Linked DNA regions of Homo sapiens: region 1 is linked to region 2. A link is a loop called in an ENCODE intact Hi-C map of the cell type or tissue named here. Cell type or tissue: B cell. All regions are shown on one strand. Links, peaks and the distances in the headings refer to the core of each region. The heading gives the core; the rest is flanking DNA.

Region 1 (16,307 bases), core at 4,123-8,122, 60 kb before region 2:
AATATATATATAAATATATATACATATAATAAAAATACACATAAATATATACATTTTGTAAAAATATACATAAATATATACATTTTGTAAAAATATACATAAATATATACATATAGTAAAAATACATATAAACGTATATATTTTGTAAAAATACATATAAACGTATATATTTTGTAAAAATACATATAAACGTATATATTTTGTAAAAATACATATAAACGTATATATTTTGTAAAAATACATATAAACGTATATATTTTGTAAAAATACATATAAACGTATATATTTTGTAAAAATACATATAAACGTATATATTTTGTAAAAATACATATAAACGTATATATTTTGTAAAAATACATATAAACGTATATATTTTGTAAAAATATATAAACGTATATATTTTGTAAATATATAAACGTATATATATTTTGTAAATATATAAACGTATATATATTTTGTAAATATATATAAACGTATATATATTGTAAATATATATAAATATATTGTAAATATATATAGTAAATATATATAAATATATTGTAAATATATATATTGTAAATATATATATTGTAAATATATATAAATATATTGTAAATATATGTTTTGTAAATATATAAATATATATATGTTTTGTAAATCTATATAAATATATACATATTTTGTAAATCTATATAAATATATACATATTTTGTAAATCTATATAAATATATACATATTTTGTAAATCTATATAAATATATACATATTTTGTAAATCTATATAAATATATACATATTTTGTAAATCTATATAAATATGTACATATTTTGTAAATCTATATAAATATGTACATATTTTGTAAATCTATATAAATATGTACATATTTTGTAAATCTATATAAATATGTACATATTTTGTAAATATATATAAATATATATATTTTGTAAATATATATATAGTAAATATATGTAAATATATATATTTTGTAAATATATATATATTTTGTAAATATATGTAAATATATATATTTTGTAAATATATGTAAATATATATATTTTGTAAATATATGTAAATATATATATTTTGTAAATATATGTAAATATATATATTTTGTAAATATATGTAAATATATATATTTTGTAAATTTATGTAAATATATATATTTTGTAAATATATGTAAATATATATATATTTTGTAAATATATATACATATATATTTTGTAAATATATAAACATATATATTTTATAAATATATTTATAAATATATATATTGTAAATATATTTATAAATATATTTATAATATATATATTGTAAATATGTTTATAAATATATATATTGTATATATAAATATATATATTTGTATATATACACACAAATATATATATGTTTGTAAAAGTGTAAATATATATACACTTTTTTTACATTATTAGGAGTGCTGGAGCTGTTAATTTGACAACAAGAATTAGAGGAATATGAGGATCATAGGCATAGTGGCAGTATGGCATATAGTACACCAACTTACTGGGAAAAAAAGACCTTGGGGTGGAGCCACTTCTGGCTTTGGGCCTGCCCTTTCAGGTAGGACACGTGCAGGGTGTGGGGCTGAGGCACCTCACACCAGAGGTTCAGCGATGCCCTGCCAAGGACTCTGTGCTCCAGAGCACTTTAGTTAGGTTACATAGTACTATGGAGAAGAGCATAATTTGTACAAGGACATGAACAAGGGTAGTGGAAAAATAACTTCATTGAAGGATAGAATGAGAATGTCACTTTACCTTATAACAAGAAAGACTTGCGGGGAAACTCTGCCAGCCTTCAGGACAGGGGTCATCAGGCTTAGGGGATGCTTCTTCAGGCCCAAGGGGTCCACTCATTTTCTTGCAAATTGAAAGTGCTTTGAAGCTTCTGCAGTCCTTCACCTCCCACTTTCCAACAGACTTTCCAGTAGACATAGCCACGCAGCCGCCCGGGGAAGCTGGGATTGAAGTGGAAAGCTCAATTAAAAATTAAAACGTTAAAGTTCAAACATTTTCTAGTGTTTCTACTCTTTACTTCAGCCAAGTTGGGGAGAGAGAATAAAAAAAAAATGGAACAAAGAGAGGAAAGAAATATGTTGTTCAGAATAATAATGACAGGTGTTTATTATTTGTAAAGTACTTTTTGAAAAAGATTAATCCTCATAACAAACCTATGGGGGGATTCTATTGTCATAATTTGAGGTACAGTGAGAATGAAGTGACTTGTTCAAGGTCATAGAATTAGTAAGTGGTTGCCCCAGGATTTGTGCCCAGGTGGTCTGTTTCTAGAGCTGTACCCTAAATACTACTGCTGCTTAGGATAGTGGTTCAAATTAGCTTAAAAACTTTGAGCAGTTTTTAAGAAACTTAGTTAACCTCAAAACACAACTCTCCCAGATTCTGATCCAAAGGAAAAGCTGGTACAATAAAGGTAGAAGGAGGTATGTGGTAACATACATTTGTTTACCGTTAATTTTATGACAGTCATAATTTTATGTATTCATAACAGTATTAAAAGGTAGTTTGAATTATCAGTTCCATTTTGTAAATGAAGACTAAGTAACTTGCCCACAGTCAGAGTTAGTGAATGGTAGAGTTGGGGTTGAAACCAGATTTGTCTGACAAAACATCATGTTCCATTTTCCATTACATCACACTGCCTGAAGCAGGTAAAAGACAAGAAGAGTTACATATACTGAAAAGTAATAGGACAACTTCTATCCCACCAAACAGAGAAGCCACATAGTCTCATATACACAAACAGCAAGAGGAATAAGAAACTGGGAAAAATAATTGCCTTGCTACCCTGAATGGGTGTGCTATTTTTCCCTGTTCAGTCCTTCTATCCACGGTGTGCCCATGATAGACCAAGTTGGCTGAGGATGGGTGCAATAATGGTAAAGAGAGCTTCACATAGCCTTTCTGGTCATAGAATGGAGGAAGTAGTCATGGTAGCTACTTCCCAAGCACCTCTCCAACCACCAAGACTTAGTTATCAAGAACGTCACCTTTACTCTTAGTGTCTATAAAACAAATCTGGCCAGGCACGGTGGCTCACGCCTGTAATCCCAGCACTTTCGGAGGCTGAGGTGGGTAGATCACCTGAGGTCAGGAGTTCGAGACCAGCCTGGCCAAAATGGTGAAACTCCGTCTCTACTAAAAATACAAAAAAAATTAGCTGGGCATGGTGGCAGGTGCCTGTAATCCCAGCTACTTGGGAGGCTGAGGCAGGAGAATTGTTTGTACACGGGAGGCAGAGGTTACAGTGAGCCGAGATCGAGCCATTGCACTCCAGCCTGGGCAAGAGGAGCGAAACTCCATCTCAAAAAAAAAAAAAAAAAAAAAAAAAGAAAAAAGAAAAAGAAAAAAAGAAATCTATGTGCTTTATCCATTAGAGTGTTCTTAATCTGAGATTTAACCAGGATCAACATCTGTATACTCTATCTTTTTCAGACATAAAAGGATGACTTTGTTACTAGCAACATCACTCATGTTGATGGTGATGACCATGTGTCCTAACTTTTGTGGGCATTTTCTATTTCAAATAACATGTTCAATTGTAAGCTCATATTTTCCAATCTCTGTGTTATAAAAAATAGTCTTCATGATCACATTAGACCAACACAATAAAATATAAATAATTCACAGGGTGAAAAGTAGAATGCTTTATACTGCTGTCTTATTCAAAGCCACTGGCTTAAAAATCAGGAACTCTGGATTTCATTAATTCAATAACCAGATGATCTTTGTCAAGTAAATCACCTTTTAAAGTCTCTGTTTTCTTAACTCTAAAAGTATTTCTGAGGTCCTTTCCGGCTTAAGTGTTCTGATTCTATGGCAAATTATGGTCAATGCTTTAGGCTGGTTGGAGAAAGAGGAAATAACTTTCAAAATAAATAAGAAGCCAGGCACAGTGGCTCACACCTGTAATCCCAGCACTTTGGGAGGCTGAGGCAGATGGATTACTTGGGGTCAGGAGATCGAGACCAGCCTGGCCAACATGTTAAAACCCCATCTCTACAGAAATACAAAAAGTAGCTGGGCATGTTGGCATGCACCTGTAATCCCAGCTACTTGGGAGGCTGAGGCAGAAGAATCACTTGAACCTGGGAGGCAGAGGTTGCAGTGAGCCGAGATCACACCACTGCATTCCAGCCTGGGCAACAGAGTGAGACCCCATCTCAAAACAAAAACAAAAACAAAAACAAAATAAATAATACAAGATAGCCTCCATAATTCTTACCCATTGAGAATAATGGAAGAAAACACATTCAGTTTTGAAAATAGGTTAAGAAGCAGAGAGATGAAAATGTAAAGAGCCTCACACGGGAGCTTCTAGATTCTATTTGAGATTTACATGGAAAAGATTTTAAAAACTCACACTGGTGCTTCTAGCTCTGAGCCATTAGATGGTGGTTTGGGAGAACTAAGTTTTTGAATTTCTTTCATTGGATTATTCCCAAGGACATAATAGGGAAGACATAGCCACTGCTTCTATTTATGGTTCCATAGATAGACTCCAATCCTGAAGATCATCATGTCCCTCACATTTCAAAAGTAAGTGAGGAACATCTTTGGGAGGAGTGCTGCCTTTCACTAGTCACAGTATACTACTACTTCAAAGATTAAGACACTCACCTGGCTCAAGAAAATTCCAGTTGGAAAAGGTTACAGCCCGCCTTCTTCCACCAACAGTTGCCCAGTTATACTCTCCACAAGAATCTACATCTCTCAGGCCAGTCCAGAAGTATTTTCTTAGAGATTTATCATACTTTTTCATCAAATCATTTAGGTATTCTTGCTCAAATCTACAAAAGGAGAATCAAATTGGCAAGTGTTTCACAATGATTGACTCTATTTGAAGATGCACCTTTTACTTAGGAAGACTGTTTGGCAAAAGAATTCAGAGTTGAAAGTTTATGAGTACAAGTTTACTGATGGTCACACCTGCTAGTGATAGTCAGATTGCAGTTTGTTCCAAAAGGGACCTCATCCTCATAAATCTTGTAACAGGTTTCTCCATGTCTCTTCCAGCCCTAAGTCAGAGGAAAAATATTGTCAAACTCTTTTCCAGACTTGATGGTGTCCCGTCTGGCAAGCATGTTTCTGCTACATTGATAACGTCTTAGAACTTGTGGAAATTGAGGACATGGCTATTGAAATCATACATGTGATGAGGGTGGGATGCAATTTCACAGATAACCTCCACAAGACTGTGGGCCTGTGTCAGACAAAAAGTATGGGTTACTTCTCATATGGGTGGCTGGCTCATCATAAGAGTATAATATTCACTGGATGAATTATTTTTGAATATTGATATTAGTGGGGGAAGTAAAGACATCAGCCTTGAGGATAGTAATTCTACAAATATTTATAGAAATTTTCAAGTTTCTGCTTCTGTAAGAAGGCCAATATGCTATGACTCACTGCCTTCTGGCTTGTTCTAACTTAAATGAACAGAAGCTAGTAGTTTCCTCTATTTTATAAGTCTGAGTTATTTAAGTCTCAGCTACCATTTCTAACCAAGAAGTTGTAATACTGCTTGAGAAAATTTACATAGGGATTTTACCTACCTCATCTGGAGGACACATCTTATCAGAACTTGCGTCATTCAGTTTTTCTCCCTTTCTCTTGCATACATATTTTAGTTTCTCCTCACATGATTGGACTTTCCACTGACCTAGCTTTGAAAGGAGACAAAAACATTTGCTTGGAAAGGAAATTATTTACCGCATATTCAGAACTGAACTCACAAAAACTATGACAGAGACAGAGAGAGAGAAATGAATATAAGTGAATTATCAAATGTGAGAACACACTCCTAGAAAATGCTACTCAACAGGCCTGCAAAGTGATGGCTCACAGCCAGTTACCTCAGCATCACCTCCAGGTCACAGTGTGGATAAATTTCATTTTCTTATAAGAGTAGCAATAAAACCATCAAAGCACACTTAGTATAAAAGTTGAAGAGAGAAGAACTCAGCCCACAGTTCCAGCATTCTAGTCTTCTAGACTAGAATGGCATAGCCAAAGTTTGAAACTTTTAGGTACATCATCAACCTCCCTTTCTCGGTTTCCTCACGTGTAAAATGATGATGGTGGCTAAAATAGCTATTCTCCATGAATTCTAGGTCAAAAGTTTCTTTCAACTCTACTTCAATCTGGACTTCAAAATTCTCTCTTTCATATATGCTACTTAACATTAATTTGCTTAATTGACTACGTCACTTTGCTTTGTTTGAATTAAATTCTAATAAGTCGATTGTGATAAGGGTCAGTTTTGAACATTGGAATGCTGTCTAGGTATGCCATCAATTCACTCTTGCCCATGGGAACACTTTTCCATTTCTGATGTTCTTCTAAAGACATGTTGGATGTCCTTTTAAATAGAGCATCAAATGTGACACCTTTCTAAACTTCTTTTAAATACACATAATATTTATTGCTTCCACTTAAGTCTCTTTAGATGTCTGAGTGACACAGTCACTTTCATAACCAATTAGGGGTCCACAGGAAAGTGATACAAACAAAACGTAGAGGTACATATATCTTTTCTGCTCAAGACACAGCCTATTTTGGATTATTAAGTAAAAGATGTTCAAAAAATGTTTAAGCATTCTATAGGAGTAAGGTGGTTTCTGAAAAATGTTAGGCCTAGTTTTTAAATAAAACCATTTTTTTACTTCTCAAAGTAGTATCGATATAAAACAATCTGAACATGAATTTGGAAGATGGGATTTTTCAGGTTAAATTGTGGCTATCTGCCGAATATCACACTGATGGCAGAAAGGTGGGTGCAGGCCCTGGTCCTGAGAGAAAGCAGGTTGCTAGAATCAGTCAGCACAAGAATGTGAGTTCTAAAGGGATTCTCTGTATCTGTTTGAGACCAGAAAAGATGCTCTCAGATAGGATATGGGTTGCTTATTTAGTAATTGCTTTTATTTACCTTTTTAAAGTAGCTACCAGAAAGACAGTCTAGACTTTAGATTATTTGTTGCCAACCTTTGACACCAGGGACCAGTTTTGTGGAAGACAATTTTTTCCACAGAGGGTGGGGAAGAGGATAGTTTTGGGATGAAACTGTTCCACAAGGAAGTGCAACCTAGATCCCTTGCATGTGCAGTTCATAATAGGGTTCACCCTCCTAGGAGAATCTAATGCTGCTGCCAATCTGACAGGAGGCGGAGTTCAGGCAGTAATGCTTGCTTACCCGCCGCTCACCTCCTGCTGTGCGGCCCAATTCTTAACAGGTAATGGTCCGTGGCTCTGTACCCTGATCCAGAGTGCTCTTACCTTTTATTTTCCAGCTTATACGCAAACTTCCCAACCAAAGAAGTCTTAATATTATCATTAGGTAAAACAGGAAGAATATAAAGAAACCACAGGAGGTTTCGTACCTCTCCTAAGTAGGAAACACAGTTGGGCGTCTTATTGTAGGGAACATTTGGCTCATTCTCATCCCAATATGTTAGAGTAACTTCAGTACCATCTGACCACTGAAATAAAGTTGGTATGTTTATGTTCTTAAGGCCTATCCACACTTCTTCTTTGATATCTAAAAGAAAAATGTATTATTTGTTTGGTTTTGCTCAATTAAATACTGTAATATGTACATTGTTATACAAATTTTTATATTCTGATATGGAGTTTTAAGAGCCTTTGTAGTATTCTTAATTCGGTTATTAATATGTTGATACGACAGGCAGGTTGGGTAATGAAGGCTTTTCAAGTAACTTATGCAAGTAAAGTACACAGGTAGAACATCTGCAGGCTGGGTGTTCCTGATATCTGGTGTAGATAAACTTTGCTTTGTGGGGTGAATGAAATTCTATAAATACAATCATACATATCCCAATTTGAATAGAAATACTGTCCACTGCTGCCCTGGTATGACTCTGCTGCCTTCACAAGTGAAACAAGGAGCACCAGGCTGGCACTGAGTAGGTACCTACTCTTAGCTATTCTAGCTAAGAGTTCTATTCTAGGAAGAGATCATAATACTGTCCGTCTAGTATATTTTCCTTTACCAGTCTTTAGCTTTCAAATAATTACAAAAGTGAAGTAATTATCACTTAAGTTTTTTGAGCAACTTAAATAGAATTTAGCTCATGAGAAGAGGGAAATCAATCAATGGCAGTACTGTCAAATTGGTTGCCACTAGGCACATGCGGCCACTTAAATTAATTAAGATGAAATAAAAGTAATAATTCAGTTCCTCAGTTGCCCTGGCTACATGCCAACTGCTCAGAAGCTGCATGTTGCTAGTGACCACCATACTAGACCAATTGTAGAACAGTTCCATCACCAGAGACAATCCTATCTGACAGGGCTGATCTGTGGGATCAAACTGTAAGCTTTTCATTCCCACAAAGAGTCTAAAACCAGGGATACTTTAAAATGGCTTAAGCCTCTCAAATAGGGTATTTTTAAAAACTTACCCTCATTATGGAGTTTTGTGACAACCACCTCCACATCTGCTAGAGAATGAATGCTGATTAGGTCACTACTGAAGGCTTTGCATTTCGCATGTGCCTTATCCCAGGAATTACTTTCATTTACCAGCAGATAGCAAAATCCATTATTTGGCAGCCAGCCTGCATCACAGCGGGTATCTGAGTATGTCCAGACATCTGGGGGAAAAGCAGCTATTTATATTCCAGTAAAGATACATCTATTGTGAATCAATAACATTGCAAATTCTTTTTTCTTGAATAATGAGAGTCCTGGAAAACTGGGGACGTGATGTCAGATGCTACGGTGACATGAATTCATGTGGTGCCTACCACATAAATGAGGTATATATAGCATCATAGGAATTCCCGCTGGGATTCAGAAAATGATGTGACTTTAACATGCTTCAATGTGCTATATGGCTGAGCACAGACTATTAAGGGCTTGGACACAGTCAAGGGAGATTGCCCTTAGTCCAAGTAGACAGTAGAAAGATGTGCCTTAAGTCATTTTCTGACAAATTTTTTCCTGGATATGGAATTTGTTAGGTTTCCCTCCAGTCTCTGTCCTTGAGAAGATTATAAGAGGGCAAGCCTCCTTTTCTTGTATGGCCAGCTTAGCAAGGGGATGTAGATTAACGCTCACCGTTGAACAAAGGACAGGCAGAGATTTAAGGGACAGAATAAGACATTTATACACTTCGCATCCAAGAGATGAGAGGGCAAAGGTTACCCCTGGACTTCTTTCCTCCCCTCTGCTAGACAGATGGTCCTCATGGAATTAGTGATTCTGTTTTGACCATGAGAAAGCTCACAATCGAAGGTCTAATCTTTCCAGATTAGAAAAAAAGAATGAAGTATGAAACCCCACAGAATACTTCTATCCCCGTTAACAAAACCAGAAAGTGAGTTGGTTACTCAGACTTCACTGATTTAGAACCATTTGGAATATTTGTTGTAAGAAAACACAGCATCTCTGGGGACTGTTGTGGGGTGGGGGGAGGGGGAGGGGGGAGGGATAGCATTGGGAGATATACCTAATGCTAGATGACGAGTTAGTGGGTGCAGCGCACCAGCATGGCACACGTATACATATGTAACTAACCTGCACAATGTGCACATGTACCCTAAAACTTAAAGTATAATTAAAAAAAAAAAGAAAAAAAAATGTGGACAGTTTGTTTTTTTTACTAAAGGATAAAGTGATTCAGATTCAGCTAGCCTCTTACACTTGCGAGATAACTCAATTAACTTTAATATTCTGAAATAGCATGTATTATTGTTATATTTTATAATTATGATAAAGGAACAGAGGAAAAATATCACCCATAATGGAACTTAATGCAATCATTTTCATATTCTAGTCTTTGTCTCAATGAATACATATTTTTACAAGATTAAAATGATAAGTAGGCATATCATTTGGTTTTGTTCTTTGTATTTTCCTGCTGGCACAGTTATTTTAGTAAATGCATATTATTCAATCATGTGGAAACATCATGATTTATTTAATAATTGCTACTGCAAGGTATTTACTTAATCTATCATCAATTGCTCTAGTTTATTTTCATTTGTGCTGGCTTTTCTATTATGCCTTTTGTTGTATGGACTAAATTTGGTTTGAATCAACTTGGAAGACAAATGTTCATTTCCCCTATTATCTTAAAATATCCCCTCAGATTCTTTATTTTATATCTAGTTTTTCCTTAAAAATTGCTCTATACTCCTTTTTAGATGACAAGACATTTGAATGCTTTATTCCCTTCACTCACAGTTCCTTAAAGCAGGACATTTAAAAATCATCCTTTCCCCTTGATATGGTTTGGCTGTGTCCTCACCCAAATCTCACCTTAAATTCCCATGTGTTATGGGAGGGACCTGGTGAAAGGTAATTGAATCATGGGGGCAGGTCTCTCCCTGCTGTTCTCGTGATAGCGAATAAGTCTCATGAGATCTGGCGGTTTTATAAGGCGGAGTTTTCCTTCACAAGCTCTCTTTCTTTGCCTGCCACCATTCATGTAAGATGTGACTTGCTCCTCCTTGCCTTCGGCCATGATTGTGAGACCTCCCCAGCCACGTGAGATTGTAAGGTCCATTAAACCTCTTTTTCTTCCCAGTCTTGGGTATGTCTTTATCAGTAGCATGAAAACGGATGAATACATCCCTCCAGCTTTGAGTATTAGTTTCTCTCATTTGGTGAGGATGTAATTAAATACCAGGTATACATCAGGCCCTGTGCTTGACAGTCAATACACTCCTCTTCTCCATTCTTTCAAAAACTCCTCACACCCTTCCACTCCTCAAAAACTTCAGCTGTTCTTGTGTCACTTTCATCCCCAAACACCCTGGAAAAACCCCCTTATTGTACACATTTTGTCCCTCTGCACCTCTCCTTTTTTACTTGATTTTTCAATGCAAAGACTTGCCTGACAGAGAAGGATAGAAGAGGGCTGGGTGCTGTGGGGCACAAGGTAGAGAAGCCTGGGCTTACTCCTGTGTCTATAGGTTTTGCCTCATTACGGAGGCATGAACTGCAGTGGTTCTCAGACTTGAATACGCATCAGAACCACCTGGAAAGTTTCTTAAAATACAGATTGCTGGACCCCATCCTGTAGTTTCTGATGTAGCAAATCTGGGGTGGGTCCTGAGAGCTTGCATTTCTAACAGGAAGAGGTGATGCTGATGCTGTTGGTCTGGGGACCACCCCTGGAGAACCACTGCTCTGGAGAAAAAAGAGCCACACACGAACAGAAGTATATTTCCTATCTCGAATATCTCTGCCTTCTTCTGGGCGCATACATATTTATATTTAATATTCTTCATTACCTCAAATAAAGCTTTATTCATATATGGTTGATAATATCTAACCACAGGGTTAAAAATCAAGTACTTTTCTGTACTGTCAGTATCAGGAGAAGGAAAGGTGGAAACGGATGTTGGAAAAGATTTACTTGTTTTCACAAAACTATGATTTTAAGACCTATTTGTCTATTTGTATGAGTATGTGAGAAAGATACCTGTTAACTCCACTGTATTATTTAATGGTTTCCTGCAGACATAGGGCAGTTGAGCTTCACAGGAAAAGCTCTGCCACAGACCAGACTCAGCATCCATTCTTGCACAGCTGGAGCCACCTATAGTAGGTGCACTGGGCCTGTCTTAAAAGGGAACATTTTTCAAAGCATTAGAATGAGAAAGTTAGGGCCAGGATGGTGTCAGAAAGAATAATTTGTATTCCTAATTTTATGCTTTTATGGGAACTCATATTATAGTTAAAACTTAACTAAATTGAAACGTATAAGCCTCAATGAATAATTATGTGCTTAAATATGTCTTTCTTCTAAAATATAGAATCTAAAGGGAAAACATCATGATATGTTGTAGTTAATTTTAAAAACAAAAACCAAACTTTTTCCTCAAATGACTTCCAGGCCATATTCTATGCTTAGTAGCTCTTAATCTGCTACTCCATAAAATAAAAATATTAATTTATCATTGTCATGCCATTAAGGCCTTGAGTTAAAGATTAAATTATCTTTAAATATTCTATTTACTGAAATAATAAAAGTATTACTTCATTTGCTGGTAAGGAAATTTAGCAAACTAAATTAACTAAAGTGGCTAATTTGAATTTTATTGCTCTTAACTCAGTTTTCCTACTATGTGTGCAGGCAGCTTTATACTGAAATTAGTGTTAACTTTAGGTTCTACATTTGTCATAAGCCTAAGATTTTATTTTTCAAAGTTGTCTAATCCTTCCTTTGGGAAGAATGCTTTTTGGCTAAGTGGCATTTTGCTTGTTTTATTCCCTAAAAGACTTTCTTTGAGGTATTTATTTGTATTATAAAATACAACCATTATATTGTCAGTACTTGGGTGCTATAGTGGGGAGAGACCCCAAGAGTTTGAAAACGAGCGGATAATTCCATATTAGAGTTCAGCTGCAGATGAAACACAGCATGGGTGAGTTATAGACATGCCAAGTCCTTTAGGGACATAGAATGGCTCCTGGGCCATGTGGTGGAGCTCATTTTGCTCTTACATAAAAATGTAGGGTTGTTCTAAAGGTCTAGAGGTTCAAATGCTCAGTTGTCCATGGTGTGGTTCAGCTTGGCAATAACAGTACCACAATTAAGAATGGTTTAGGAAGAAAAAATTCTTCTGAGAGGTAACCATAGTAAGAGCTGCCAAGATGTGAAACTTTTCTAAGCTATTGGTGAGTGAGAAGCTTTTGCTTTTTTGAAGATTTGTTCTGTGCAGAGGGGGTAGGGAAAGAGCAGTTACCTGGATCCCAGTTGAGAAAGTTTAATGGTTTGTGGTCTGACCATTCCCAGCCTCTAGCAGAGTATAGCTGATTTAAACCAATCCAGAAAATCTTAGCAATGCCTTCTTTTTCTGTAAGAATTAAAAAATTTTTAAAAAGTGACAAAGTTGCCTAAGTTATTATCTAAATTAGACTTATTCTACTAATAACAAACAAATCTGCAGACCTTGATTGTAAGGCAGCAATCCCTGTAGAGGGCTGTTTATGCATCAAAGGTAGGCAATGCTAATAGACAAAAATCTTCAGACTATTGAGAAACCCAAAGGCTGATAAGTTAATTCAGTTCTGCTCTCCTATTAGCTTGTCAAATTCCCTTTCATCTAAGGTAAGGACAGAAGCTTCTTAGAGTAGCTGTCTCACTATCTATTTTTAATCCTCTTTTATTAATATAGAAGACTTATCAAAAGCAGTTTCCATTGTACTTCTAGATTCAGAAGATCTGACTGTATTCTAGACTGACAATTTAAATTCATTAGGCACACATATTATTTGCCAGGTTCTAGGGATGTAAAAACTGAAATGACAAAGTCCTTGCCCTCATGAGAATTTCAATCTAGTAGAAGGAGACAGACATGGATCCCCATATGATCAAGTTTTTCTGGGACTGGGTCAGAAATATGTATAGGAGCTGTTTCATAGACAATGGAATATATATATATATTATATATAATATAACATATATATATGTGGCTTATGGCTCTAGGGCCCAAAGGGTCCTGTTTAGACTAGAGATACAGAATGAGAGTGAGAGTCACACACACACACACACACACACACACACACACACACACGTGGTACAGTGGAGATAGATCATTCAAATTTGTTATTTGATGACCAGATGCTATCAGCAATTAAGAAAGATAGAAGGCGGGTGGATCACCTGAAGTCAAGAGTTTGAGACCAGCCTGGCCAACACGGTGAAACCCTGTCTCTACTAAAAATACAAAAATTAGCCAGGTGTGGTGGCGTGTGCCTGTAATCCCAGCTACTCAGGAGGCTGAGGCAGAAGAATTGCTTGAACCCAGGAGACAGAGGTTGCAGTGAGCCGATATTGTGCCACTGCACTCCATCCTAGGTGGCAGAGCAGGACTCTGTCTCAACAACAACAAAAAAAAAAAAAAAAAAGAAAAAAGAAAGAAAGATAGAAAGCAGAGTTTTAGAGGTTAAAACACAGTTTTCTTGGGTCTTGGGAAACCAATAGTCATAATTAGGCGTATTGATATGCCTAAGAAGCTTTCACACTGGAAGAGGAACTTGAAACATTAGAAACAGATATACTTCTAAAATTAATGATATGTATTAAATACGGGGCATGTCCGGCCAGGAGTAGGGTACAATAAGGTCCTTTACCATATTACATTACTTTCATGAGTTATTAAAGAAAACTGATGCATAAAGAATCGTGCAACATTTGATTGTCACACTTTGGCACTTTTCTCCTTCACTGAAGTCATCGGTTTCCAAATGTCAATATTCTAGGAAACTTGAATTTATCGGCACTTTTCATTCGCAACAATATTTTTTCTGAGGCTTCAGTGAGGTCTGGAATAGAACTCCAATGCCAAACACTAGCTCATTTGGCTTATTTGGCAGATTTTCATTCTAAAGATCTGAATATTCAAGTGCCAAACAATACAGGAAAAGGGTAAAGCTACAAGTAAGAAAGGAGGTCTGAATAAAGCTGTAAACAAAAAGAGCGACAAAAGACCTGTGGCCTTTTAATGATAAAAAGAGATAAAGATATCTAAGAGGGGTACGTAGTATAACAAAAAAGCTGGGCATGATCCTGTGCTCCTGTAGTCCTAGCTACTTGGAAGACTGAGGTGGGAAGATCGCTTGAGCCCAAGAGTTGAGGCTATAGTGTGCTCTGATCACACCTGTGAATATCCACTGCACACTAGCCTGGGCAACATATTGAGACCCTCTTTCACATAAATAGAGTTCTGCAATTCTATATGTTGATATTCAAATCCCAATCTGATACTTCTTAGCTGTATGCTGTTGGGTATATTATTTCTAAGGATCAATTTCCTTATCTAGTGATAAAACATTTGTTTGATGAGGTTGTAGTAATGATTAATGGATTTATCTGGAGAAAGTAGGGCTTGCTTACAGTAAGCATTTATCAAATATTTCCAGTTATTATAAAATAGTGTGACAGAATGCATCTGAATTACTTAGACAATACATGTTTGCTTAATATATAGCAATAAAGCTTACAGCTTTGTGCAAAAGTGAAAAACAACCCATGAGACCCATTTCTGCCTGCAAAGAACTTACAGTCTTATAAAAGGTGAATCCATTTATATGTGTGATACAATTTGTTTTCAAGTCAAACTGACTCTTCAAATTTAGGCTCTGCTAAATACTTGTGGGTGACTTTGGACAAGTTATGTTTCCTCTCTGAGCCTCGCATTCCTCATCTGCAAAATGAGGATAACAATAACGTCCACCTCATAAGGTAGTTAGATGGGATGAAAGGAGATAATGTATAAAAAGCATTTAGTAGTCTGTCTGGCACATCATCATTATCATATATTACAATTATTTGTCTTTCATTCAAAGAATAACTCATCAGGGACTCAGTAACTTAGGTTCCTTGATTTTTAAATATAATATTAAAATTTGTTTATATAGTTTCTTTTGAAAGATATACAAGACTATGGAAAGAGTTATAGAATTTTACTGAGTACATAAAAGAAGTCCTAAATAAATAGAAAAGCATATCATTTTCATGGTTGAGAAGACAATATTGAAACTGCAATACCTTTTATTTATTTATTTTTTAAGACAAGGTCTTCCTCTATCACTCAGGCTGGAGTGCAGTGATGCCATCATAGCTCTCTGCAGCTTCAATCTCCCAGGCTCAAGCAATCCTTCTACCTCAGTCTCCAGAGCAGCTGGGACTACAGGCACATGCCAACAGCCAATTAAAAAAAAATTTTTTTTTTTGTAGAGACGTGGTCTCACTTTGCCCAGGCTGGTTTCAAACCCCTGGCTTCAAGTAATCCTCCTGCCTTTACCTTTTAAAGTGCTGGCATTGCAGGTGTGAGCCACCGCACCTGGCCAATTCCTCTTTAATGAATCTATGATTCAATACAATTCCAATCAAAGTTCCAATAGGGTTTGTTATTGAAATTAACAAGGTGATACTTAAATTCTTATGATAGGATAAATGGTCTTTTAAAGTTTTTATTTATTCTTATCTATTAAGTTTTCATAATTAAAAATTAAAAAATTACCACTACCATCCCCCAAACAAAACAAAACAAAGTCCTACCCATTCTGTGTCCATGTTATTAAATCCACTTTAAGATTTAGTAAAACACTCCTTGCCCCTGAGGACTGTACCCTTTCACTCAATGTAAGGATGTTTACTGAGGCCATCTAGTGTAACTTAACCATCTTCCTTCCCTTCCTTTAATTCTCTATTTTTCAATGTTCAAAGAGTTTAATTATTCGCTTTTTGAAAATCCTTTCATTTAGGATTAGGGTAGCAGTTTAATCTTGCTACCCAACCTTGTTTTCTGAACATCAAT
Region 2 (16,307 bases), core at 7,909-11,908:
AAATGCCCATCAATCAATGAGTGGATAAAGAAATTGTATATGTATATGTATATATCTATATGTATATGTATATATATGTGCATGTATATGTATTATATATTTGTGTGTGTGTGTGTGTGTGTATATATATATATATGAATACTAATCAGCCATAAAAAGGAATGAAATAATGGCATTCGCAGTGACCTGGATGGAATTGGAGACAATTATTCTAAGTGAAGTCACTCAGGAATGGAAAACCAAACGTCGTATGTTCTCACTCATAAGTGGGAGCTAAGCTATGAGGACCCAAAGGCATAAGAATGATATGATGGACTTTGGGGACTCAGGGGGAAGGGTGGGAGAGAGATGAGGGATAAAAGACTACACATTGGTGGCCAGGCGCGGTGGCTCACGCCGGTAATCCCAGCACTTTGGGAGGCCAAGGCGGGTGGATCACGAGGTCAGGAGATCGAGGCCATCCTGGCTAACACGGTGAAACCCCGTCTCTACTAAAAATACAAAAAATTAGCCAGGCATGGTGGCACGCGCCTGTAGTCCCAGCTACTTGGCAGGCTGAGGCAGGAGAATGGCGTGAACCTGGGAGGCAGAGCTTGCAGTGAGCAGGGATTGTGCCACTACACTCCAGCCTGGGAGACAGAGCGAGACTCCGTCTCAAAAAAAAAAAAAAAGACTACACATTGGTTACAGCGTACACTGCTTGCATGATGGGTGCACCAAAAATCTCAGAAATCACCACTAAAAAACTTACTCATGTAACCAAACACCACCTGTTCCCCCCAAACCCCTTGGAAATTATTAGATCCTCCTAGGGGTCTAATATACTCAAAGTCGGAGTCAGACTTTCTCTCAGTGCCAGACACGCCTACACGGAGGACTTAAATCCTAGCTAGAGATTTTTGGTGAACACGGAAATGAAATGAAGGAAGTTGTGCTTACAGCAGATCCTAATGATGTATCCACCTCACCACAGGGATGTCCTTGGAACCCTAAAATCATTTAGCCATATCCCTAGGAGCCTTGGCTTTGGAAGTGCAAGTCCCTTCTCCCAAAACTGCTGAGGACACCTGTCTCTGAGCCTGCTTCCATAGGGGACTGTTTCTCTTCCCACTCCTTCCTCAGCACCTCCGTGATTTCCTTTTTCAGACAAGTTAAATCAAGTTCCAATCTGACAGGTGGCCTGGGGAGCTATTCTCTTTCTTTCTTGCTTATTTATGCTCAGATCTATTCTGTGTGGATTCCAGAGTTCAGTTCTGAGGGAAAGTCTAACTTTCTGTACATGGAATAAGTCTCAAACACGAACAGCTGAAGCCGCAGCTTACCACTTACCTGTGCTGTGGGACCAGCCAAGCTACCTGTGAAATAAGGCAGTCCAGGCTGCTCCACCCATGGGTTCCCTCATACGCTTAGCACCAGTTGGTTGTGTTTGTTCCGAAATCCGTTAATGCCAATTGTACTAGACATTGTAATTATACAGTTTGTAAAACATAAAATAGGGCCAGGTGCAATGGTTCATGCCTACAATCCTAGCACTTTGACAGGGTGAGGAGGGAGGACTACTTGAGGTCAGGAGTTTGAGACCAGCCTGGGTAACAGAGTGAGACCCCGTCTCCACAAAAGTTTTTTTAAATAATAAGGTGGGCATGGTGGTATGTGCCTGCGGGCCCAGCTACTCAGGAGGCTGAGGGAGAAAGCTTGCTAGAGTCCAGGAGTTTGACATTGCAGTGAGCTATTATTGAGCAAGACAACTACAGATATTGAGGAAAGTTATACACATTTGGGGCTTGCACTCAAATTGTTCTACAGCTATCTTTATTTTTGAGACAGGGTCTCACTCTGTTGCCCAGGCTGGAGTGCAGTGGTGCAATCACAGCTCACTGCAATCTCAATCTCCCCCGGCTCAGCCTCCCAAGTAGCTGTACTACAGGCATGCACCACCACACTCTACTAACTTTTTTGTATTTTTTTCAGAGACAGGGTTTCATTTTCATTTACGAAAAACCAGAGATTGTGAACAACACCTTATAGATATACTTTATGCATAAAACCAACAGGAAGGAATATTAAAAGGAATGACATTGTCCCTACACCAAAAGATTAGTGGATAAATGTACGTTTATGTGTTCTAATAGAAAATAAAATGTTTAAACTAATGTTAAAACAATTCTTATGATTCCTTCCTTTAACTGACTTTTTTGATTTCCTGACCAACTAAGTCAGATAAGAGTGATTCAAATGCAGTAACAAATATAGGTTATTATTTAAGTGTAACGTTAACTTTACTTATTAATATGCAATTACAGATTATCTTCTAAAGCAATGCATAAACAAGTGGGCCTTCTTGCTTAATATCTCTTTTTTCTCCCTTCACTTCACTTGGGACGTTTAGTATAAGTTGCAGTAGCAATCGCAGGGAATTTCTACCTTGAGCACCAGTTTCACCAAGCTCTCCAGTCCTTGGCTGTGGTCAGGAGGGTCTGCTTCGTTCACGCACTGTCTGTTTGGTAGTGTGCAGAGATGGTTTTCTTTTGCACCTTTAGGTGTCATCTGGAGTAAAAGGGAAGGAAACAATTCCTTGTCTGATCAGAGGAGCCCTTGCTTAAGGACTGCCCGAGCCAGTGGCTTAGCACATCGATTAAGGCATGCTCTGTCCTGAAGTTTGTCCTCAGCCTCCACAGAACCACATTTTGGGCTAAGAACTCCAAAGCCCTTGGTGACTCACTGAGGCAACATGTCCTGTTACGTTTCCATTCCTCCCCATTCCTTTCTTTGAGTTTTTCCTTGTTCTGCCTTCTGGTTCTCTATCTCTCCGTCCCCCAAGTTCTGATGTCCACAGGGACAAGAACCCACTGTTTCCTAAATCTGTGAGTCGGGTTTCCAGCTCCTACCAAGCTCTGTATACTAAGAAGGTAAAAAGTAAAGTTTAAATAATCTCTTAGAAGTAGGAACTCAAGGAGCTCAAGTTAATTCACAAACAACAGTGTGAAGACAATAATAAAACCACAGTTTCAGTGCTAGGGAGGGCAAGGAGAAAACATTATAAATGGTCCTTTAACAATTTACAATTTGCTGTATTATATTAAAAATATATTTATTTGAAAAATATCCAGGAACATATACATTGGATCTAATATAAATAAGAGACTTAATGGGAGAAACAGAAACACATTTTACATTAATCTTGAAAAATCAATTTCCATTAATAGAAGCACAGGAAACAAGTTGAAAATAGCATAGATCATGATGTCTTTTTTTTTTTTTGAAGAAAAAAGATGGTATTGCTATTCATAATTACAAGAAATGGATGATAATATTTTAAATTAGTTAACTTTGGTCCATCATGCTTACTTCATGGTGTGAAGAAAACAGCACTTGAATGATTTTTTCCCTTAATTTGTTCTAAATTACAGCAAAGTGCTCTGCAAGAAACAAGTGCTTGTGTTAATTAATTCTGAGTAAAGAAGGTCACCGGTATACATAGGGTTCATTTTGTGGTTTTAGTTATTGGCATCCTTCTGCAATTAGAATTCGTCATTAGGTATTAGAGGAACATGCAGATTTTCACTTTTTTAAATCCAGAATTTCAGATTTAGGCACATTTTAAACTTTTTCTCTAAAAATATTCTGACCCCAAGCTAAAAACTTGCTTTCTAACTCAAAAAATACTAAAGAAAGCTGTTTATCTAACATTTCCTACAATTTAATACATATCACTTATCTTGTTAAGCCTTTCTCTACTTCTGACAGAATTAATCAGTCCCCTCTCCTTTTTTTTCTGATTCTCTTCTTCTTGATATTATTTATGTCACATTGCATTGCACTTATCATTTACATATTCCTCTCCCCTGAGACTGAGTTCCATGAGGGGAGAGATGGGGTGTTATTGGTATTTATAGCCTCTGAGCACAGGACACTCTCTGGGCCACAATAGGCTCTAAATAAATGTTTACTGATCATAATTGTTTATTGATATATTTTAAGTGCTGTCCATATACATTAACATAACAGTGCTTGCTAAGATACGTTAAAGTATGTAAGACTTCCCCATTTAGGTTTTCACTTTCTAAATCAGGGGTTGGCAAACTTCCTGTAAGGGTCCAGAAAGTAAATATTTTAGGCTTTGCAGGCCATTCGGTCTCTGTTGCAACCACTCAGCTCTGTCATGGAAGCATGAAAGCAGTCATGCACAGTATGTGAGTGAATGGGGATGGCAGCATCCCAATAACTTTATTTCCAAAATAGGCTGCAGGCTGGATTTGGCCCTGCCAACTCCTGCTCTAAATCCTTATTTTGAAAGGTGGGGAAAGAGGGAATAAATATTCCAAGCATGTATCTTGATAATCACTACAGTCAAAGTTTCTTATAAATGTTGGCAATAAGAATTATGATGTACATGCCATTTTGGAAATGTCTCCAAATTTTTCTTCTCCAAGAACAAAATGGAAACTAAGTGAGTTTTTCCCTGCTGTACCCTATTAATACTAAGGCACGAGGTTGTAGGGGATAGCAGGACTATGAGAATTAGAAGTACTGACAAGTCAGGGAAGTGACACAAAAGAAGAATGCAGGGAAAAGAGAGCAGATGGAAGTGAGCATGGCCTGCAGCAAGACGTGTCTGGCTCCTAATCCTACAGCGGATGGTGTGTTAGGTAAGTTGGAGACACACAGGGTTTTGCCCTGCTTCTCATCTGAGACATGAGAGAAAAAATGTCATATAGCAGTGGTCCTCAAACTTTTTGGCTAGCATACAAAATTGTTAAAAGAATCATGAAAGAAGGCATATTGCTTCACGAATTTCTAAGTTGACAGCCAAAATTTTTTATAATTAGGATGCAATTTTCAGAATATTATAAATAACAACATGTAAAAATAAAAGTGCCTTATCACCCTTTTAATATATCCAGTGGTGTCTAATATCATAGCAAAATGTTAACTTTTTATATTGAAATGATTTTAGGTTTACAGAAAAATTGCCAACTTAGTCCAGAGAGTTCCTGTACAGCCTCCTTCAGCTTCTTCTAATGGTACATCTCATAAAACCATGGTATAATCATCAAAACAAAGAAACTAATACTGGTACAATACTATTAATTAAACCATAGACTTTATTTTACTTTCCCATTTTCCCATAATGACCATTTTCTGTTCCATGATCCATTTGAGGATTTCAACTTGCACGTAGTTGTCATGTCTCTTTAGTGTCCTCCAATCCTTGACATTTCCTCAATCTTTCCTTATCTTTCATGACCAGGACACTTTTGAAGTGATCATTTATCTTGTGGAATGTCCCTCAACTTGGATTTGTCTAATGTTTTTTCATGATTGAGATTATGCATTTTGGGGAGGATACCAAAGAAGTCATGTGCCCTTCTCAATGCCATACCAGGGGGTACATGATGCTGATGTGGCTTATTACTGCTTCTGTTAACCTTGATCCCTTGATTAAAGAAGTTTCTCTACTGTAAAGTTATTACTTTCTCTTTGTAATTAGTGATTATTTTGGGGAAAATACTCTAAGGTTATGCAAATATTCTGTTTTTCCTCAAACATTCACCCACTAACTTTTGCACCAACTGGTAGGTCTTGCCAACAATTATTACTGTTGTGTTTTCCTGATAGTGATTTTTGTTTCTCCCATTTCTTCTACATTTATCAATTGGAATTTACTGGGGAGAAGAACTGTTTCTTCTTTTCATTCATTCATTCACTCATTCAATTGTTTACATCAGTATGGACACACAGATATTTATTGTGTGGGTTATAATCCAATATTATAATTTTTTATTGTTTGCTCAAATTGTTCCAGCATTTCCACTGGAGAGCTCCTTCAGGTTGGTTCCTGTAGCCTTCAGACATGTGCCATCTTTTTGTGAGCACCTCCTTATTTTCTGCCATCACAAGATATTCCAGTTTCATCTTGTATTTTCCTGCCTTAGACCTGCAATCAACCACTTTCTCAAGAAGCCTAAGTTCCTTTGACTGGAGATACTACAACAATTTGAATTCTATCATAATCTATTTAAAAATAGAAATAACCTCTTCAGCAGTCAGAGATATTACTTTCTTTCAATCTTGTATTTCCATTCCAACTCCCCCACAGAATTTTATCCTAATGAGATATACTTTAATTTGTGAAATATTTTATTCATTACCTTGTCATATTTTCCTGCAGTAAAAATATGTATATAAATTAATTTTTTTTTTTTTTTTTTTTTTTTGAGAGAGAGTCTCGCTCTGTCGCCCAGGCTGGAGTGCAGTGGCGCCATCTCGGCTCACTGTAAGCTCCGACTTCCAGGTTCATGCCATTCTCCTGCCTCAGCCTCCCGAGTAGCTGGGAATACAGGCACCCGCCGCAACACACAGCTAATTTTTTTGTATTTTTAGTAGAGACGGGGTTTCACCTTGTTAGCCAGGATGGTCTCGATCTCCTCACCTCGTGATCCACCCGCCTCGGCCTCCCAAAGTTGCTGGGATTACAGGCGTGAGCCACCGCGCCCAGCCTAAAATTATTTTTTAAGAAGTCCCTGTGAACATAGGCTCTAAGTATTACACATTTTCTTCTATATTGAGTTGTCATTTCAATTATTGTTAGTATACAATTGATCAGAACAAAATAAATATGTTACAAAGATTAAGATAGTATATGTCAAACTAAAATGATAGCAAATGGATCTGTTAATGAAATGGATATATCATAGATAAAAATTAATTAGTATTAAAAACTGCTAGTATAAATCAAGGTTCAGCATCAATTCTGTTCTCTCTCTTCTTTTTTTGTAGCTATACATGTTGAGAAACTCTGGTAGCAATTGCTGGTGCTGTCTGTAGTCCCTTATCCTCTCTTTCCTGAGCACACAAAGCAGAAGACTTCCTGGATTTCCTTTCAGTTAGGTTAGGTCATGTGACTAGTTCCAGCCAATGACACGCGAGTGGAAGTGCCACGTGTTTCTTCCTAAACCTGGGAACTTAACAGTTCTCTAGTGCCATAGCAGCACTGGAAGCCCCATGTTCTGGAGGTAGGACACAGCCTGGATCTGTGAGTTACTGCTTGGAGGCAAGTGTCCTGACCATAGCAGGCTTCGCATGATCAATAAATTAACTTCTGAGTTTTGTTTTTAACCACTAGTATTACAGGGTTTGTTTCCACAGCACTCTCTAACTTATCTTAACATAGAAACTTTGTTCATATAAATAAGTAGATGGGAATAAAAGGAGGTTTGTTATAACAATATCCCTCTATTACTTGAATTCCTTTCTCATAGGTGCCAAAAAATCAGTGATTCTACATTAAAAATTATTTTCTATATCAACCAACTGCTTGATTATGTTCTCCTTCAGTTTTTTTTAAAGCATAGAAGTGGAAACACCCTACTTGCAAAGTGATTTGTTACCCAGTCATTAGAATGATTCATGTCAATTTCCTACAAGTAAAATTAAAAGGCTTTACTAAGACTCTTCAAATAACTGTTCATTATGCCTGTTACTCTTTCACTTACAGGCATCTTGCTTTACCTGATATACAAATGAAGGCTGGGAAAAGTAAAATATCACTTCATTATAGTTCAGTCAATACTATTTTTCTATTAAAATGCCTTTACCCTATTACAAGCTTTAATCAGAACACAAGAGCAGCAGATTTAGTTCATTCAATTAATACAAAATGTTCATCATAAAACTTAATGGGTAAAGTCAATCCTTGTTGTCAAACCAATGAGCCAAATAAAAAAAACTTCAGAAAAGGTCTGAATTCATTTTTCAGTTCAAATAAGCTTGTTAATACTCATCCTCACAACTCACATAGAAATCTAAGATAAATCAAGCCTTGGGACTTTCTTCTGGATAACATAAGATGTTAGGTTCTTGGCAACACATGCTTCACTTTGCTTTCACCAGACTTTTTCTACAGCTTGTTCTCTGACAATAGTCAGGCAGTGGATGAGATAAATTTTCAAATGAAAGTAGCACTCCAGCTGTTCCACTGTATAATACATATTAATTCAGAATATGAACATGGGGCAAAATAACTCATTTCTAAGTCATCGCTTCAACTTTAACAGAAAAATGTCCTAACACAGAGAAAGACGTGAGGATCTACAGAATGAGTTTACAATTTCTTTATTAAAAGAAGCTTCACTGACATCAATACTTCGAATATTTTTCTTTGGAGCCATGGAGGATTTTCCCATAGTAAGATCTGAAATGAAAGCCATTTCTTTTTCTTTTTCTTTTTAAAGGTAGAGAAAGGCATTTGTGTAAAGAGAGGTGGGAAAGAAGAACCAGGGGTGCTCTCAGGTAAATCAGTTTTAAGAAAAAATATACATGAAGATTCTGGAAATTAAGTTTCTTAAATACCCATGCTCCTGTATTCCTTAGGCATGTGTCCCCAGTTTGAGGACTTTTGACTTAGAGGATTTCAACAGCCTGTGGAAGCTCCATAATGAATCAAAGATGGGTCTCAAGTCAACATCCTCTGTCAGCCACAGATTGGAGGCCCATGGAGGACTCCAGGCCTTAGGAGACAGAGGGCTGGCTATATAGGAGAAGCATGGACCCATGAATGACTGAACAGAGCAAAGTCCTCTTGCCAGCCCATGCAGGTGTGGGTGAGAAATAAACCTTTGCTGTGTTAATCCACCAAGACTGTGGGATTGTTTGCTATGGCATTTCGCCTTTCTGGACGAAAAGAGTAGCTAATGGTAGCTAATGGGATCTCACCACTGCAGGGGTGAAGTGACTGCCTTGTAGCCAAGAACTGCAGTGTTCGGATAGGGAATTCAACAGGAGACACAGCCAGTTCTCAAGAGATAAGACAGCACCAGGGACAGCCAGAATGAGGCCAAATCAAAGAGAACAGACTACAGATTAAAGCAACTGCAGACTTCACAGCAGATGCCAGCAGAATTCCCAGGAGTGAGGCCAGACAGCTATTCTCAGTGGACACCAGCTAACATACATCCACAGTAAGTTGTCACCTTCTCCCCTCAACACTACCAGGACACAGCAAGTTCTTATATATCCAACCACCATTTTGAGAAGAGTAAAGAAACTCCAAAAGACTGAACGTTTAAGTAAACATTCAGTTCAATCTTATCTTTAATAAGGAGTGGACCCTTCAAGAGAAGAAATATTTAACCCGAAAGAAGACTGTTGTAACTGTAAGAGCCCAATATATTGTTAAATGGAAAAACCCAGGCATTTCCATTACTCAGATTCTATAAAGATCCTCAGGTTAGTCATAGAACATAATTGACTGTTGGAGGGGCACATTAACTATGTGTGAATTTGTGATCCTGCCGCTTTTTTGGCATAAATGTAAGGAGTACAAGTGTAATTTTGTTACATAAATACAGTATGTAGTGGTAAAGTCTGGTGTAACCATCACGCAAATAGTGTATAATATACCCATTACCTGCTACTTTTTTTTCTTTTCGAATTATAGCTATAAAATCTAGTTCACATTAAAAATACAGATGAGGCCAGGTGCGGTGGCTCATGCCTGTAATCTTAGCACTTTGGGAGGCTGGGGCGGGTGGATCACGAGATCAGGAGATCGAGACCATCCTGGACAACATGGTGAAACCCTGTCTCTACTAAAAATACAAAAATTAGCTGGGCATGGTGGCATGTGCCTGTAATCACAGCTACTCGGGAGGCTGAGGCAGGAAACTTGCTCGAACCAGGCAGTTGAAGGTTGCAGTGAGCTGAGATCATGCCACTGTACTCCTGCCTGGCAACAGAGCAAGACTCCATCTCCAAAAAAAAAAAAAAAAAATGAAAAAAAGTTTCAAAAAAAATGCAAATATAAAAATGTAGCAGAATACTTCAGTACTATTTCTGCAAATTCAGTAATGGCAAGAAGTGTGTGATCTGTCCATGGGTCCAGATTATCTGGAGATGTTGTTCAATACTAAACATCAAAGTATGGAGCACTGAGAAGCAATACAGCTTCTTTCTGCAAAATCACTTTCCTAATGGTGTATTTTGTCAAATTATTATGTGTGACTATATACCTTGACTGGAAGGCTGGTTGATTAGCAGTTTTTACCAAGTCCATTGAAAAGAACAGAACTTTAATTCCACTCAAAAGATGGTTAAATTGGGCTTTTATACCATCTGGTGAGTTCAAGCCAATTATTTTTTGAGTCATAAATATGCAACTGCCACATAATATAATATCTTTTAAAAAATGAAGTCCCAATACTTAAAAAAATTATGGAGGTAGACTGTCCCAGTGTGTAAATTATTATAACAGTAGCAAAGAGCTGCTTTTGGAAGCTGGATTAACTGTTGCAGGCCACAAGGATTCCATTCTTAGTGGTATGCTCTTCAAATTGTATTTCTAATGATGATGGTTTGCCTCTTAGAAATTCATTCATACTTTCTCTCAGAGCTCCCCCTTGTGATTAGTGGCCACTGGTTTTGAGGCAGTTGGTTGTAATAATTAAAATGCACACTCTCAGGGAGGCCCTGAGAGTCCCCCAGTTTCTCTCTATCATGGAACCTTACTTCATTTTCATAACCACTTGCTATTTTATGCATATGCATTTCTTTACTGAGTTACTGTCAATTTTCCCTCATTAGAAAATAAGTGGCATGAAAAGATAGCCCTTACCCCAAGTTGCTCACCTTAGTACCTCTGTTTCTAGAACAGCACTTTTTTGAGGTGGGGTCTCATTCAGTTGCCCAGGCAGGAGTGCAGTGGTGCAACCATAGCTCACTGCAGCCTTCAACTTCTGGGCTCAGTTGATCCTCTTCCCTCAGCCTCCTAAGTAGCTGGGACTACAGGTGCGTGCCACCATGCTCAGTACACTTTTTTCTTGATAAAATTCAATAAACAGTTATGTAATGAGTAAATTTTTAGATATTGATTATGAAGCTGTTTTCTTTATAAGGAACTAATAAAGGAAAATAAAATCTGTAATTTTTTATTTACAGACAGTATCATAATCATTATTTACCATCTACACTAACTAGACTAATATAAAAGGAGATCGTTCCCAGAAAATAGTTTATTAAATAGAACACCTAAACTCATTTACATAATAAAGATATCTAGATTACTAATTTATTTAGTACTTCTCAACAACATCTGTCTGGTTCTAATGAGACTATAATTCAGATCTTTAGCTCTTCTCCTTTAAATCCAAGTTACATTTTATATCTTCCAGTTATTAAGAGTGTTACATATTATTTTATATATTTAGTTTTTCAGAAAGTCCATGAGTTTTAACAGTACAACTGTTAAAGTTTCAATATATTACTTTAAGCTTATGTATAAGACATTTTAAAATATCCAACTTAATCATCATTTAGTAATTGAAAGTTTAAGGCCACATTTTAACTATATGGTTGTTTATAAAAGTGTGCTGCTAATGAAGGTCTTTGCCATTTAAAAGAAGGTATTTTTCTTTCTCCTTTAGCTTGAGATGTTAGACCTAATAAAAATGAATGTCACCTTAAATATCAGTTGAGAGCCCAGAACCTGTGACCCTTAAGCACAGAAATTAGTATTTTCCAAATCCTGCTATTAAAAGTGAATTCAAAAGAAACAACTAAGAATCCTCTCAGAAGCCCTTTCCTTTTCCTCTCATATACAAGATTAATTTTTTTTTGCTTCTTTCTGTCTTTCTTAATGGTACGAGTGCAGGTAAATGTCTGAATAGATACCAGATTAGTTTTAAAATTCCCCCAAATTTTAGTAGAGATACATTAATGCAAAAACTATTATTCGCATTGATTTCAGAGTTTTCAATAGGGAGTTTCTTTTAATAGTTCTTGTCTTTCTGAAAAATAACCAATGCATAATTTACCCCTTTTAAGAATGGATCACAGTTTAGGGAAATGAATAAATCAAAACCCATCTGATTTGGTTAAGATTCAAAACCAGTAATCACTTCAAGAATAATTAAAATAGTGACCCAATTCACATTCTAATGGCATCTGTGCTGTAAAGGGAAAGACAGATGAGACTCCTGTTTAGTCTTCTTTACTTACCCTGGTGTCTGTGGCATTCTCTGACCTCATTATTATTGGTCACTCTTCTCAAGATCAGAAATGAGAATATTTTCTTCTAAATATACTGTACTAAAGTTGGTTGCAGGATAGTAAGGATTCCGAAACCCTGCAAGTCTCCTGAAGAAGCCACCGTTATGCTTGTATATGCAGAAGGAAAGTGTGCAAATGGCCACAATGACTATCAGTGTCAGTACAACCGCAAGAGGAATGATGCTGTGACTTGGTCCTGAAAGAAGATATTTTTCTTAAAAAAAGAAAAACTTCAGTGGCGATGAAGTAATATAGATACTGTCATACAGCTGCTTTCTATCTTATTATTTCTAAGAAAAATCAAAATGTTTTGTATGGTTTCAAACGTACCTTTTTCTGGCAGCGCCTCTGCAGTGTGAATATCTAAAATCAAATACAAAAATTAAAATGAGGTTTTTCTTTTAATTCAGCAAAAATATGTCATTACTTACTCAGGGATCAGCAAACTATGGCCCATGACCCTATTTTTATAAAAAATGTTTTACTGGAACTTAGCCACACTCATTCATTGATGTATTGTTACAGCTGCTTTCCTGCTACAATGGCATGTAACAGAGACCATATGGCTCCCAAAGCCTAAAATGTTTACTAGCTGGCCCTTTACAGAAAAAGTTTGCTGACCTTTGATTTATTGTAATCATCGTTATTAGTGCTCACAAACATACACCCTGCTTGTTTTTTTTAAGCCAAGAAGTTTCTATTCAGTCCCAGCACTGTGCTGCAATAAATATAGAGTAAAATATAAACCCTGCATACAAGGAACTCACAGTTTTGTTGGGATCTTATATGGAGTTTGTCCAGCAATGATAATCTGCCTGACTCTTTGTAAGGATTTTTAAATCAGCATCTTCTCACCTTTGTGATCTCATGGGTCTTGGGGAATGAGCAACAGCTTCTCCATCCAAAAAGTTAGAGAGTTTCTGTTTTAAAACTTTCTACTGTAAAAACACATCTTTTAAGTAGATGTTATATCAAAATGTGAACTCTTCTATTTTTGATCTAGGTAAAGATCCAGAGAAAGGTATAGAGAATGAACCAGAGGAAGATGAAGAAATGGATTTGTGAGCAAAAGAACTGCCTTGATGTCCTACTGATGCTCATTCACTCTGATAGACATGAAAAAAATCACAACACTGTTACTAATAGCAAAACCATACTTTTAAAACCAGACTTGTTCTTTTTTTTTTTTTTTTGAGGCGAAGTCTCACTCTGTTGCCCGGGCCAGAGTACAATGGCGTGATCTCGGCTCACTGCAACCTCTGCCCTGGGTTCAAGCAATTCTCTTGCCTCAGCTTCCTTAGTATCTGGGATTACGGGTGTGTGCCATCACACCTGGCTAATTTTTGTATTTTTAGTAGAGATGGAGTTTTGCCATGTTGGCCAGGCTGGTCTCGAACTCCTGACCTCAAGTGATCCAGCTGCCTCTGCCTCCCAAAGTGCTGGGATTTACAGGCGTGAGCCACCACCCCCGGCCCAGACTTGTTCTTTTAATATAAAAACAATGCCATTTAACGTTGCATTAAACTGTCGAAAATATGTATTATTGTGTTTTTATGAAGACACTTCTTTTAAATTGATGCATATCAGATGCACAAATTTTCAGAACACAAGTGATAATTGAATATAGTCATATAATTTGTATAGTGTACTTGGGATAACCATCACTTTAAACATAAAGATACATCTTTAAGAAAGACTGTTAAGAGTGTTTGTTCTCAGGATAGAAGCAGTGGGCGGCATGGAAAGAGCACTTAGAAAACTTAGAGTTTTCTCTGTAGTCCTTGATGTAGCCTCAGTTTGCACAGGCACTTTTCCCGTCTGTAAAATGGGGATATTTAAATTGCTCCACTACCTTGGAAAGCTGCTGCGAAGGATGAAACAGGTGTCATCTGCATTATAGGAAACTTTAAAGTCCTGTAAGACATGAGGTGTTTCTGATTTGTTCTTGATATTTAAAAGCTAGTGATAACTTGGGCACATTATTTATCAGGCTTAGCCATGTTTTTCTTTTTTTTTTTTTTTCTCTCACACAGAGTTGAGACTCACACTGTGGGGGTTTCAAACATTGGTGCCCACACCTGCAGTGTTTTCTTCTTCATTCCCAGCTCAAATCAGTCAACAGGGCCGGTGATTCTCTCTTCCTATTTCTCCCCTCCTCTTTCGTTCCTAGTTTAATCACTCAAATTACAAATGTTTCTCTTCATATCCTCATGAGTTCTACTTCATCACAGGTGTCTACAGAGCACATAGGGGGTCTGTCTCTTCCACCACAAAGTTCAGCTCTTTAGCCTGGCACTCTGTGAAAGGATCCTACATTACCATCCAATTTTATTCCCATCACCCCCTGACGTGAGCCCTTTGCTCTAATTGAAACACATTCTTAGTTGCTGCCTTTAATCAGGCTGGGCCTTTTCCTCCTCTGTTCCAGCTTCTATAATTCTCTTCATCCTTTGGGATCCTAAAACCTCATGTCTGAAGCCTTCTCTAGCAGTACAGGCCACAGCAATCCCTCCTTTATAATACTGACATCTAGAAATTGCTGTAATTATTATAGACATTTTCCCACCATCAGTGACTAGAATTTTCTAGCTTAGATTTCTAAAATTATTGTTTTTTTTAATTACTAAACACTAAGTATGTTACTGATGATTAAGTTAAAATGTGACTTTTATGACACATTATGCTTGCAACAGGGAATCACATCTTCTTGTCTACAGCAAATATACATAAGCCTAGATTATATTTCCTGAGGCCAAACATAAACCTTAAAAATTCTGAGTAGCAGTCACCAGAATGAAGGTTGCTGGTTTACATTCCTAGTTCTATTTGCTTGAGGGAAAATGATTTTTTGCCCATTAGGTGATCAACCTGGGTGACACAAGAAAAATCATAGTCTTTGAGTTGACTTATAATGATTTTTTTTCTCATATCAGAGAAAGAAGGAGCTGAACTATTCTCTGACTTGTTTGGTGCAGAACACAACAATAATGTCAGAATCTATCTGAATACTCTCTCAACTTGGATTTTAAAACCTTTAAATGCTAAAGAAGTCAGTCAACATTAGTTAAGGTAGAATCAAAATGAAGAATTACTCTCTGACTTTACCTACCTGCCTCCATTTTACATATAAAGCCTTTTTTTTCTTGACACGGGGATAGCTGCCATAATCCTTCAGGGATCCTCAAGGCAACACAATGATGGGGCTTGAAGTAGTCTGTGTCTGGCTTCCGAATGCCCCAGTTTGACTGGTCTGTGGGAGTTCCATCAAACCACTTTATGGTTTCATCTGTGAGAAAATTGCTGACTCATTATGAATTATGTGCATGGTTATCAAACATACTAAGACTGGAATTAACCATAAAAAGCAGCCCCTGAATTTTTTTATTTTTTTATTTTTATTTTTATTTTTTTATTATTATACTTTAAGTTTTAGGGTACATGTGCACAATGTGCAGGTTAGTTACATATGTATACATGTGACATGCTGGTGCGCTGCACCCACTAACTCGTCATCCAGCATTAGGTATATCTCCCAATGCTATCCCTCCCTCCTCCCCCCACCCCACAACAGTCCCCAGAGTGTGATGTTCCCCTTCCTGTGTCCATGTGTTCTCATTGTTCAATTCCCACCTATGAGTGAGAATATGCAGTGTTTGGTTTTTTGTTCTTGCGATAATTACTGAGAATGATGATTTGCAATTTTATCCATGTCCCTACAAAGGACATGAACTCATCATTTTTTTATGGCTGCATAGTATTCCATGGTATATATGTGCCACATTTTCTTAATCCAGTCTATCATTGTTGGACATTTGGGTTGGTTCCAAGTCTTTGCTATTGTGAATAGTGCCGCAATAAACATACGTGTGTATGTGTCTTTATAGCAGCATGATTTATAGTCCTTTGGGTATATACCCAGTAATGGGATGGCAGCCCCTGAATTTAATGAGACTCTTGAACTAATACATTCAACTCAGTAAATACAGTGATGTACTCAACATCAAAAGGTAGGCATTAATAAAGTTGCCTCTTTATTTTAGGTACAGTGTTCTTATTTAGGTCATTTAGGTTATCATGTTTCTTAATGTGACAGTTTGAATTTTGAAATATTCCATATATATATATAATCGATTTAAAGAAATCATTTGATAAACAAAACTAATCGAGTAAAGAAAAATCCTTTGAAGTCCTAACATCTTCATCATTACAAAATGGCTCACTTTCTAAAAAGATTTTACAGTGAATTTCTTTAATACCAAGCC

What was found. Peaks named below come from ENCODE experiments on the same cell type or tissue, not always from the same donor. Only the 100,000 strongest peaks of a DNase experiment are listed, where the experiment ranks them.
Region 1: it touches region 2 in a loop (2.3-fold over the local background); 2 of 110 quality-filtered maps call a loop at or near these places.

Annotation. Positions count from the first base shown.
Region 1 is chr2:159,873,692-159,889,998 of GRCh38, forward strand. It overlaps LY75-CD302 (LY75-CD302 readthrough), which reads right to left. Exons shown (of 38, transcript NM_001198760.1): 5 at 12,729-12,839; 6 at 11,462-11,602; 7 at 8,433-8,624; 8 at 7,392-7,549; 9 at 5,568-5,678; 10 at 4,942-5,030; 11 at 4,633-4,802; 12 at 1,753-1,952. LY75 (lymphocyte antigen 75) reads right to left here. Exons shown (of 35, transcript NM_002349.4): 5 at 12,729-12,839; 6 at 11,462-11,602; 7 at 8,433-8,624; 8 at 7,392-7,549; 9 at 5,568-5,678; 10 at 4,942-5,030; 11 at 4,633-4,802; 12 at 1,753-1,952. Among named protein-coding and RNA genes, the nearest start is that of LY75, 23 kb to the right of the region's middle. In B cell, for the core only: no CTCF peak of the experiment used is centred there; a DNase peak (open chromatin) is centred at 5,640; H3K27ac peaks cover 1,914 bases.
Region 2 is chr2:159,929,752-159,946,058 of GRCh38, forward strand. It overlaps PLA2R1 (phospholipase A2 receptor 1), which reads right to left. Exons shown (of 30, transcript NM_007366.5): 28 at 15,155-15,331; 29 at 12,376-12,408; 30 at 2,255-12,241. The coding sequence ends at 12,027. Among named protein-coding and RNA genes, the nearest start is that of LY75-CD302, 33 kb to the left of the region's middle. RefSeq lists an enhancer at 10,466-10,515. In B cell, for the core only: a CTCF peak has its summit at 10,398 (motif pointing left); a DNase peak (open chromatin) is centred at 10,390.